2 separate regions of the Homo sapiens genome follow, and region 2 is linked to region 1. A link is a contact called in ENCODE Hi-C or POLR2A ChIA-PET data. All regions are on one chromosome and are shown on one strand. The core of a region is the stretch at or near the end of the contact, and the rest is flanking DNA. Distances in the headings are between cores, read along the strand shown.

The links. Hi-C counts contacts between places; a loop is a spot of excess contacts on that map. ChIA-PET counts read pairs that join two places held with the same protein, here RNA polymerase II (POLR2A). Pooled maps may share reads with other maps.
Region 2: a pooled map shows a loop between it and region 1 (4-fold over the local background). The contact joins the promoter of LAMC1 here to the promoter of STX6 in region 1. A Hi-C loop is called at or near these places in 2 of 50 pooled maps. POLR2A ChIA-PET finds 5 or more read pairs at or near these places in 2 of 52 experiments (GM12878 and endothelial cell of umbilical vein).

The regions. Positions count from the first base shown.
Region 1 is chr1:181,019,775-181,025,292 of GRCh38, forward strand. STX6 (syntaxin 6) reads right to left here and starts at 3,096. Exons shown (of 8, transcript NM_005819.6): 1 at 2,865-3,096. The coding sequence starts at 2,899. RefSeq lists an enhancer at 2,836-3,619 and silencers at 3,028-3,157, 3,278-3,377.
Region 2 is chr1:183,020,719-183,026,170 of GRCh38, forward strand. LAMC1 (laminin subunit gamma 1) reads left to right here and starts at 2,702. Exons shown (of 28, transcript NM_002293.4): 1 at 2,702-3,416. The coding sequence starts at 2,999. RefSeq lists enhancers at 162-661, 1,399-1,954, 1,955-2,509, 3,065-3,618 and silencers at 2,021-2,410, 2,441-2,830, 2,881-2,950, 2,971-3,110.

The DNA.
Region 1 (5,518 bases), core at 1,846-4,345:
CTAGTGTGACAGAAATTAAATTTTAATTAATGTAAACTTGGTAACTGATAGCAATTCAGTTATCAAAAACCTTTTATGTATGTTTGGAACAATTAAAGAGTATGTAGGCCGGGCGCGGTGGCTCACGCCTGTAATCACAGCACTTTGGGAGGCCGAGACAGGTGGATCACAAGGTCAGGAGATCGAGACCATCCTGGCTAACATGGTGAAACCCCGTCTCTACTAAAAAATACAAAAAATTAGCCGGGCGTGGTGGCGGGTGCCCTGCCCATAGTCCTAAAAATACAAAAATTAGCCAGGTGAGGTGGTACACACCTATAGTCCCAGCTACTCAGGAGGCTGAGGTGCAAGAATCGCTTGAACCTGGGAGGCAGAGGTTGCAGTGAGCCGTGATTGCACCACTGCACTCCAGTCTGGGCAACAGAACAAGACTCTGTCTCAAAAAAAAAAAATGTATTTAATGAACTTTAAATACAGATCAATTATTTCTGATGAAAATTTAATGTCCAAATTTAAATGTGCAGTAAGTGTAAAATATGTATCAGATTTAGAAGACTTAGTACAAAAGTAAAATATCTCATCAATAATCTTTAATCACATGTTGAATATTTTGAATGTATTAGAGATTACATTAGAATTAATTTCACCTGTTCCTTTATATTTTACTGCGGCTACTAGAAAATGTAAAATGACATACATGGCTGGCATTATACTTCTATTGGACAGCAATGATCCAATAGATCCCAGGACAGCTGAAAGAGGAAATGAGACCAGAAGCAGGAAGAACAATTAAAAAGACTCTGATAAGCATCCAGGTAAGAGAGACAGGCCTGATTATCTAAATTCTGCCCATCTTCAAAACCTAATTCAAGATACACTACTGCCTCCAAAAGCTCTCCTAATCCTAACAATTCCCAAGGAGTTACCTTTCTCTGAACTCCTGAGGCACTTATCTGTAGCATTCACTTCAACACTCATTCATTTGCCACCTGTCATTTCTATTTAATTTTGGGGTAATTTGTTTCTCAGATTAGACCAGAAGCTCCTAGGCTAAGGGCCATAATTTAGGCACCTTTAATTTTTGCATGCTGTGTAATGCATTTTTGATACTTTTAATAAACACAGGTACATGACTCCCCAAAAATCTGGATACACCTTCATGGGTGACTTTACCTTTCCACAGCAGAAGGAACTGAGAATCTCTTTTCCTTCAAGAACCTTAAAGATAGGAGCTAAAATGATGTAAAAATCAATCAAAACTCCCTCCAAGCCAATGTTCCGATAAAGTAGTGATATTTAATCAGTGAGCAAGCATTAGTAGACTGTATAGGATACCATCAAGAAAAAAAAATGCCAAGACAGAAGAATTTAGGCTTTTGACAAATTCCATAAAAAGTCAAACAAAAAATTTCTGATCATCTCTGATCTCTACCGCCAGAGATAACCTTTGCCAACCTAAGCATTAAGAACTTTCAATCAAGGAAAAAACATCTATTTTAAAAATTAACCCCTAAATCAATCCTTCTAATAAATATCACATTTTCTAGGTAGGGATACACATATTACCAGTAAATTTACAACTCAGCATTTTCCCATCTAAATTAGAGTAAGGTGAAGAAAAAAAACTTTCCAGGGAAATATTAAGAAGTAGTATAAATGTATTTTACTGCATAATCGATAAAGTATTTCACCTAAAATACCATTTAAATTTTCTACAACACTTGACTATACAACGGCCAGCTTGCACCACTACAGAAATAGGAAGCTAGCAGCAACTAGTAAAAAGCAAGGGACATTCTGTGGTGATCAGTACTGACCTGGGAACTTTGCAGTTTTCAGATTTTTCATGTTTGACATTTAAAACAGAAAACTGACAAGTTTCTAATAAGAAACTAAAAGTTACATCAGAATTGATCTTCTTGCATGTGTTTAATGGCTACGAAGTGGATATTACAAAGTGCAGTTGAAGACTCTATCTCCAAAGAAACAATCGAGCAATCAAAGATGAGCTAGGATAGCTTGTAAGGGAACAGAAGGCAGTCCTTTCTATTCTGAAAGGCAGAAGAAATAGGAGAAACCTGTCAAACAACCTGGATGAAATCAAGGAGTTAACAAGCAACACTCATTTCCTTTAGCACTGTGAGAAAATTCCGGTTGCTAATAGAAAGCTGAGGAAAGTTTGGTTTGGCTTGTTTCATTTTGTTTTCCTTCCAAATCATCACTGAGTATGAACGACTGCTTTCCTCTCCTCACATTACTCAGTAAAAACTCCCCCATTGAATTGTCTTCCGGTGCCCTGCTCCCCAGCCTCCCAGAACGGCCCCCGCCCCCGCCTCCCTCCCAGCAAACGTGCTCAGACGCCTCTGGGCTTGTTGTGGTCTCGCCAGTCTGCGGACAAGCGCTCCAAACTCAATGGACAATGGAGCTCACCCCCGTCAACGCGAACTACAAAGCTCAGGAGGGCCATTTCCCTTTTCCTGCCCAGATGCTGTTTTCGCTCCTTCGAAGCAAGATCCCATGCTCGACTAGACGGCCAGTGTGCGCCAGGACCCGCGTGTCTCCTTCCCCACCTGCAGAGCTGCTGAGCCCCTCGGCCCCCAAATAAATTGTACCGCAGCACACAGGCCAAAAAGGGCCCCCCACCACCAGGGGCTTGGCTGGGGACAGTGGCTTCACGGTCCAGGTAGGGATGGAGGGAACGTCTCTTGACGCTTGGTCATGGCCCTCAAGACTAAGCCGTCTCCACTGTTCCCCCTCCCCAGCTCCAACTTGCCTCCCCTCCCCCCACTGCGAGAAGACCTAGGAGGTGCGGGCAGGCAGCACCGCCACCTCTTCCTCCGGTGGAGCGCTCGGCCGACACTCACCCTTTCACCACAAAGAAGGGGTCCTCCATGGACATGGCGTCCCGGCCCCGGCCGCCTTCACCTCCTCCGCGCACAGGGCGCCCGTGCCTCCCGGTCTCCCTCCGCCCACCCCGCCTGTTCCCGCAGCTGCCCGCGCCTTAGTCTGGGTGAAGCCGAGCAGCGGGCACGCGCACAGGCCAGGTGCACAGGACGGCCGCTGGTCCAGCACTCGCTCAGCACCACTGGCCGAATCCCGGACTCGGGCGCCGGCCCCCTCGGCAGCCTCCAGTCCCGGCTCCTCCCGAAGCGTCGGAGGGCCTGACCCCACCCCCGGGACCCTCGGCCGCGGCCAATCACGAACGCCGCCTGAAACACGACTTCCGCACCCCGCTCACGTGACCAGGGCATATATCTCTCTCTCTCTCTCTCTCTCCTCTCTCTCCTCTCTCTCCTCTCTCTCCTCTCTCTCCTCTCTCTCCTCTCTCTCCTCTCTCTCTCTCTCTCTCTCTCTCTCTCTCTCTCTCTCTCCCCCCCCCCCCAGTGGGCGGGGCTTACGCCTGCGTCCCTCGGCCCTGGAGGCGGAGCCCTCGGGGCGGTGGAGGTGGGCGGGCTTCTACAGCCCTCTCCTCAAGCTTGAGGGTGAGGAGTGGCTTGTTCCCTCAGAACTAGGCAGTCGGCTTTTCAGGATAAGCTGTAGTTGTACCTGATTTGCAAAATCCTCTTACCTTTCCTCTACTTTTAATACTTAATTTTGACAGTATGTAATTTATAAATCTATCTGGTCCTCGACTTAAAATGAAGCATAGTATCTGATTATAATGTTACACAGATCCTTTAAGTAGGTCTTGCTTTGTGTTGGACAGTGTGCTAAAGGTTGTGTATGCATCATCTCAGTATCCTTTGGGGGAAAGTATTATTCCCCCCTCCCCCTTTTTGGGGGGCAGGGTCTCTCTCTGTCACCCTGGCTGGAGTGTAGTGGCACAATCACAGCTCACTGCACCCTTGACCTCCTGGGCTCAAGCGATCCTCCGGCCTCAGCCTCCCGAGTAGCTGGGACTACAGGTGAGCGCCACCACGCCCGGCTAATTTTTAAATTTTTTATAGAGATGGGGCTCTCAGTATATTTCCTAGGCTGGCCTTGAACACCTGAGCTCACATGATCCTCCTGCCTCTGCCTCCCAAAGTGGTGGGATTATGGGCGTGAGCCACCACACCATCCATTTTTCTCATTTTGTAGATAAGAAAATAAGTTCAGAGAGGCTTGAAGACTTCCTGTAGTCACACAGCCTGGACAGGGCAGAACTGCAGATTCTGTGCACTTTCCACCAGATGGGGTGTACTTTCTGTTGCTGTACATTCTGCAAATAACCATGTAAAGTAATTTTTCATACAGCATATGGTGCTTCCCAGGAGAGCACACCTTCGAGGAATAAAGAAGGGGCCAGGTATGACAACTTCCTCTCACTGTGGTTCAAGAGCTATTCGAGAAAACATTTTGCCCAGAACCATTAACCAACTCATATGCTAGATATGCTATGAAATTTGTGGATGGGGATTGTGGACTTTGATTGCTGAAAATCATTGAGCACTTACTGTGTGTGTGTGTCAGGCAGGATGTTAAGTGTTATCTCAGTTGCTCTTACAATGTGATAATTACTGCTATCATGCCCATTTTATAAATGAGAAATCTGAGACTCGGAGGTTAAGTGACTTGCCCAAGGTCACCAGTCTGGAGCTGGCACAGTCCTTGGAGCAACACAAACCCCGTTTAAACCTTGGCTCTATCATTCAGTTCCTCATCTATAAAACATAAATAATAATAGCTAGTTCATGGGTTGTTGTGATGGTTAAATAAAAATGTGTGTAAACCTCAAGATCCCAAAGGACTAAGTTACTGAAGTCAGGAAAACCAGTAAGGACGCTGCTAAAGTCATGTGGCCTGAAGGGATGAGGTCCAGACCAGGATGACAGCGATTGAGAACAGAGAAGGAGTGAATCTGACAGATGTTTCAAAAGGAAAACAAGACTAAACACCTAGACATGATGAGGGGCTGAATGGGTTTCAGGAGGGGAGAGAAGAGAGGGGTGAAAGCCAAAATCCCTGGAGGAGCGAATGATGGAAGGCAGATGTGGGGAAAGGAAGCAGTGTCCAATACTAGTGATTGCTAATGTTTATTGGGAGAGAACTGTTTAATTTACTTAGCTGGGGAGGTGAAAACGTGTCATCGTTCATTCATTCAACAAGCACATGTAAATTGAGGGGTAGGTGAGCATGGTGTTGAAGACCATCCTTGGAGTCTGATTGCTTGAGTTCTGCTGCTTCCTGACTGTTGCATCTCAGGCAAGCCGCTTCATCTCTCACTATCCTCAACTGTGAAATAGACACCGTAATAACAGCTTCCTTATAGAGTGTCATGAGGTGATGTGTGAAAAGTGCTTAAAACAGTGCCTGACACATGTTGTGCTCCTACTGTGTGCTAAGCACTGAGACACAGGCATGAACAAGGCTTGGTTCTTGCCTTCAAGGAACTGTCAGACTGGTGGGAGAGACAGACTGGTGGGAGAGACACACAGTGAGAGAAGGGCACAGGTTGCCATAGAAACACAGCGACAAGATACCAGTATATTTGTGTGTTTTCGGGGCTGGGGCAGGGGGTTCCTAAGCAGTGACTAGA
Region 2 (5,452 bases), core at 1,452-3,951, 2.0 Mb after region 1:
GCAACCTCCGCCTCCCTGGTTCAAGGATTCTCCTGCCTCAGCTGCCCAAGTAGCTGGGATTACAGGCACGCGCCACCACGCCTAGCTAATTTTTTTATTTTTTTAGTAGAGTTGGGGTTTCACCATGTTGGCTAGGCTGGTCTAGAACTCTTTACTTCAAGTAATCCACCCGCCTCGGCCTTCCAAAGTGCTGGGATTACAGGCGTGAGCCAACGACCCCAGCCGGCCCGGCTAATTTTTGTAATTTTAGTAGTGTCAGGGTTTCACCATATTGGTTAGGCTGGTCTCGAACTCCTGGCCTCAAGTAATCCCCTGCCTCGGCTTCCCAAAGTGCTGGAATTACAGGCGTGAGCCACCGCGCCCGGCTGATAATGAAATGTCTAAGCACTTAAGAACGTGCATTCAAAAGACTGGAGTTTTTTGAAAAACAGGGTAACCTGCAGTAAAAGAAATTCTTACACACTTTCACTTTTTTTCTTTAAATACTGTCTAGTAGACTGTGGCATCTCTAGGTGGCTAAAATAATTTGTCGATAACATCAAACATCTGGTTAGTGTTCAAATTTCTCAAATTGTCTTAAAAATTTTGTTTTAACCGTTGATTTGTTTGAATCAAGATCCAAATAACGGAGCAAAATTTTTATCATCAAGCCCACTGGCTGGTTACACTTTACCTCTTTTCAAAATAGATGTTTGTCACTGTGACACATTTCCATAAGCAAGAGAATTGAGAGATTAATTCAAGGTCTCTTTATGTGCTTTACAAATATCAGATAAGCTCTGGTAATTAAGTTACGGAAAATTCGCATAAGTAATATCTTGATGTTAGTCTTGGACATTAGGACTCAAAAGGCAGCAATGACAAACCCATTTATGTTGATTTCACAGCCTTTGGGGGTCTCCTTGTCTTTATTTTGATTGTTGGAAATAGAGACCCACGCTTTGGCCACTATATAACAAAGTACTAAAAATGTATAATAATGCAAATTCACTAATATGTTTATTAAAATATAAACAAGTTTATTACAAATCTGTAGCTTTATTCACAACTAACATCCTTATTTTTGTCCTATATGCCCACGTTTGTCCTCAAGTACAACGAAGGACTGAGAGAGCATATAATCCCCTCTAGGTGTAAATGAACGTATTTATTTCGCTTCAACTCATGTATGAAAGGATTAAAAAATTATTAGTCCCCACAACTTAATTCTCCCAAAGAGAAGGTGCCAAGAATGAGGCACCTTTAGCCATGCATAATCTCCACCCATCTCATCAAATAAACGGAACAGTGATGAACATAACTTGCTAAGTAAGCTCAGCCGTGTAACAAGACCCTAGATTCCCCTCCCTTCTTCATCCTACCAGAACATTATCCTTAAGGTTTTCCTAATCAGCAGTCTGCGTCTAACTAACCCTAACTATCCAGAGTCACCTAACATATACTTATTTCCTTGTTTCAGATTCCCATTACGCCTATCTTAATGGGACAACTGGGTCCGAAATTATGCATGTGTTTTTTTGTTTTGTTTTTGCGGTGTACTTATTATCCGCACTTTATCATTAAATTCCTGAAAAGCTAGAACAAAACAAATCCGTGTCATTCACTATGTGCATCCTCTCTGCTTGGGGACGCCAAGGGTTTCAAGCTGCTGCCTCCCTGCCCTGGTCTCTGCTTGCCGTATCCAGCACTGGGTAAGCGCCCAGGTTCTGCTCCGGGACTAAAACTCATGATCTTCTGGCTCAGGTTCTGTGAACTGAGTCATTCTGGCACTGAGAATATTCCGTGACTCAGCAGGCCCGAAAAGGAGGATGTCAGAATCCACATAATTTCGAGTCTTTTAAAGGCAAGCCGAGGAACACAAACAACACAGTGGAAGAATTTCGCAGTGGGTCGTGCGTACCCAAGGGAAAAATTCATTCCATTCCCAGCCTTTTCACTTCCTTCCTTGCCCCGGTAAAACGACTGGTTACACTTTAAATCAGCGGCAGGAAATCGCTTCACGAAACTCATCTGGCTGCTGCGACCAGGCCCTTCTGATTCTCCAGGGACCGTGTCGGCCCCATGAACGCCCCGGGACCTCTGTTCGGGAGGGGCTGGAGCGGGGCCCCGGGCAGCAGCGGGCGCTCCCGGTTCGGACCCACACCTGGCCGGGCGGGGACCCTCTTGCCGCAGCCCAAATTGGCGCGAGGCCCCAGGGACGACCCCGAGCGACCTCCTGACCCGGCATCGCCCCTCTAAGGCGCCCTCCCCCGACTCCTCCCGCAATCCGGAGTCTCCCAGGCCGCGGAGCCCAAGGACCCCAGCGACTCCCGCGCGGGGAGCGGGTCTGCGAGGCCGCCCTTCCCTCCCGGCATGCACCACCCAGCCGCCCTCCCCTCCCCTCCTCTCCTCTCCCCTCCCCTCCTCTCCCCTCCTCTCCCCTCCCCTCCCCCAACCCCCTCCCCCGGCTCCCCGCCCACCTCGCGCGCCCCTCCCCCCGGGTCGCGCGCCGCGGGCCCGAGCGCGAGACGCCGCTGCTCCCGCCCCCGCCGCCTCCTGGAGTCGCCGGGGCGGACGCGCAGTCCATGGGGCGCGGTGGGCCGGGGAGTTGCCCCAGGGGCCGCGGGAGTTGCTGAGAGGAGACAGGGTTGGGCTTTCTCCTCGCCCAGACCCCACCCCACCCTGCCGACCCCACCCCCTGCTCCTTCCTCCCCGGGGGCGCGCACTCGGGCACGCGCTCGGAAGTCGGGGGTCGGCGCGGAGTGCAGGCTGCTCCCGGGGTAGGTGAGGGAAGCGCGGAGGCGGCGCGCGGGGGCAGTGGTCGGCGAGCAGCGCGGTCCTCGCTAGGGGCGCCCACCCGTCAGTCTCTCCGGCGCGAGCCGCCGCCACCGCCCGCGCCGGAGTCAGGCCCCTGGGCCCCCAGGCTCAAGCAGCGAAGCGGCCTCCGGGGGACGCCGCTAGGCGAGAGGAACGCGCCGGTGCCCTTGCCTTCGCCGTGACCCAGCGTGCGGGCGGCGGGATGAGAGGGAGCCATCGGGCCGCGCCGGCCCTGCGGCCCCGGGGGCGGCTCTGGCCCGTGCTGGCCGTGCTGGCGGCGGCCGCCGCGGCGGGCTGTGCCCAGGCAGCCATGGACGAGTGCACGGACGAGGGCGGGCGGCCGCAGCGCTGCATGCCCGAGTTCGTCAACGCCGCCTTCAACGTGACTGTGGTGGCCACCAACACGTGTGGGACTCCGCCCGAGGAATACTGTGTGCAGACCGGGGTGACCGGGGTCACCAAGTCCTGTCACCTGTGCGACGCCGGGCAGCCCCACCTGCAGCACGGGGCAGCCTTCCTGACCGACTACAACAACCAGGCCGACACCACCTGGTGGCAAAGCCAGACCATGCTGGCCGGGGTGCAGTACCCCAGCTCCATCAACCTCACGCTGCACCTGGGTAAGCGGTGACAGCCCCGTCCCCTGCTACTGCTCGCCAGCAGCCCAGCTCCCGGACCGGCTCCGTCCCAGTGGCCGGCCTCACGGGCGCAGACGGCCGCGTGTTTGCTCTCTGTTCCCCGGCATGGGCCACACAGAAACTCCTTTCTCCAACTTCTTAAATAGATACTGCTTTTAACATCCCGTGAGGGCCAGGATGTTCCGCACGAGTCTCTCTGCTTTCCTGTTCTTTCTGACTTAACGGGATTCTGGCTCTCTGATTATTCTGCATTTCGGCTGTTAGGATTGTGATTTCCCCCTTTTTTTTCTGAAGCGTTAATCAGAAACTCCCATCCCCACTTTTCTCTTTGCTAGCAAGGTCATCACAGCGCATTCTTGGATCGGAAACAAGAAGGTCCGCCTTAAACACTTTCGCCTTTAAAATGTTTAGATGTCCTTCCAGGGCTGAGGGTGATTGCTCTGTTGAGTTAAGGGGGAATTTGAGGGGAGCAAATGCCTTCGCTGCCTATATTGCCTATGTGTAATTAAAACATAAATTCACTTTTGAAGTTATTGTTCTTTATAGCTGCTCAGCCTTAATTAAGAACCACAAAGCGATTTGACTGCTAATCCTGGTGCAGAATGAACAAAAGGAAGTGCACTCACTGTAATTGCTGGGCATAGCCTTGTCCCTGGGTAAAAAGGCTCTCCTTTACTGTCTTCCCTTTTGCTTTCATTCAAAGCAACTGTAGAAACACGTGTAAGTGATGTTTCAGAAATCAGGAAAGGGATGTGTAGAAAACTTCATGGCAGGGCAGTGGATTGAGGATGGACATATGTATCTGGAAGCACCAAAAATAATGTTCGGTCTAGCTAAGGTTTTCTTCATCATTGAGATACGTAAATAGGCAGAAAGTTTCATTATTGTGTTTAACAGAGGAATCTATGTGTGAGAAACACGTTTGACTTAACACTTCACTCCCCATTGCCTTGGAAGGCTTGATTATTACCAGTAGCTGGTACTAATGAACTTCCAGAGAGAACAGACTGCCTCAAGCCATTCTTCTGTCAAGGGAGGGTAATTTTGTAAGGCTAATATCACTTAGGGGTGTTGGAAAGGAACATGTTGTAGGCAAATGGTTCTTTTGATCATGATTTTGCTGCTCTCCGGTACACTAAACTTTATGTAAGTATCAGGATTCCAGAGAAAGAATTGGACTTAACAAAAAGTACTTTGAAAAGTGGGATTAAATTATTGTGTGTGGAATAAGTGTTAGAAAAGCAGAATTATTTAACATCTTATTTGCAGTTGAGTCATTAAACAAATGAAACATTTTGAAAATAATTTCATAAAATGATACTATGAGGTATCTGTTTTTCAGGGATTGAAGAAGTAAAGTGCACTGAGTTCAGTTTTTTAAAGGTGCCTTTCTGAAGACATAGCTAGTGACCGAGGATTTCCTAAGATCTGTGAGATTGCTCTTTATTTTCTCCTGTTATATTTTTTAAGTTGGCCAAAATTATTTTTGAAATGTGTATCTAAGTATTTCTGTTTAACTTTTGACTTGTTAAAGTTTCTGTGTTCAAGTTTGAATACTCTTGAAGTCTTATTTTTTTCATTTTCAGATTTTAAAATTTTCAAAGAAAAGGCGTTGCCTGATGTCTGAAATCTCAGATGCCTGAAATTCAATTGACAATTACTGAACAACAGTCTCTTATTTACATAAAGGTGGGGTTGTCAATCTTGGCTCTCAGAATTTTCTCTTGTAGGCACTGTGTAGCTAAAGGTTATTTAAGGTGATTTCAGAGGTAGATAGATTACTCAGTGATTACTACCCTGTTGCAAAGATAATGCGGTAGAGTAACCCAGTATCAGTTACGTTAGATTGCTCCCACTGGGAGGCAGATATGTTAACTTTGGGTCATGGTTGATTAAAAGGTCAAAAGAGATCTTAGAGTTTACCTCTAACATCACTTTTTACTATGAAATGTTTTATGCTTGGACTTGGTTTTGCTGAAATTTTCCTCAACTTTTGGTAATATTCTTGCTAAATGAAA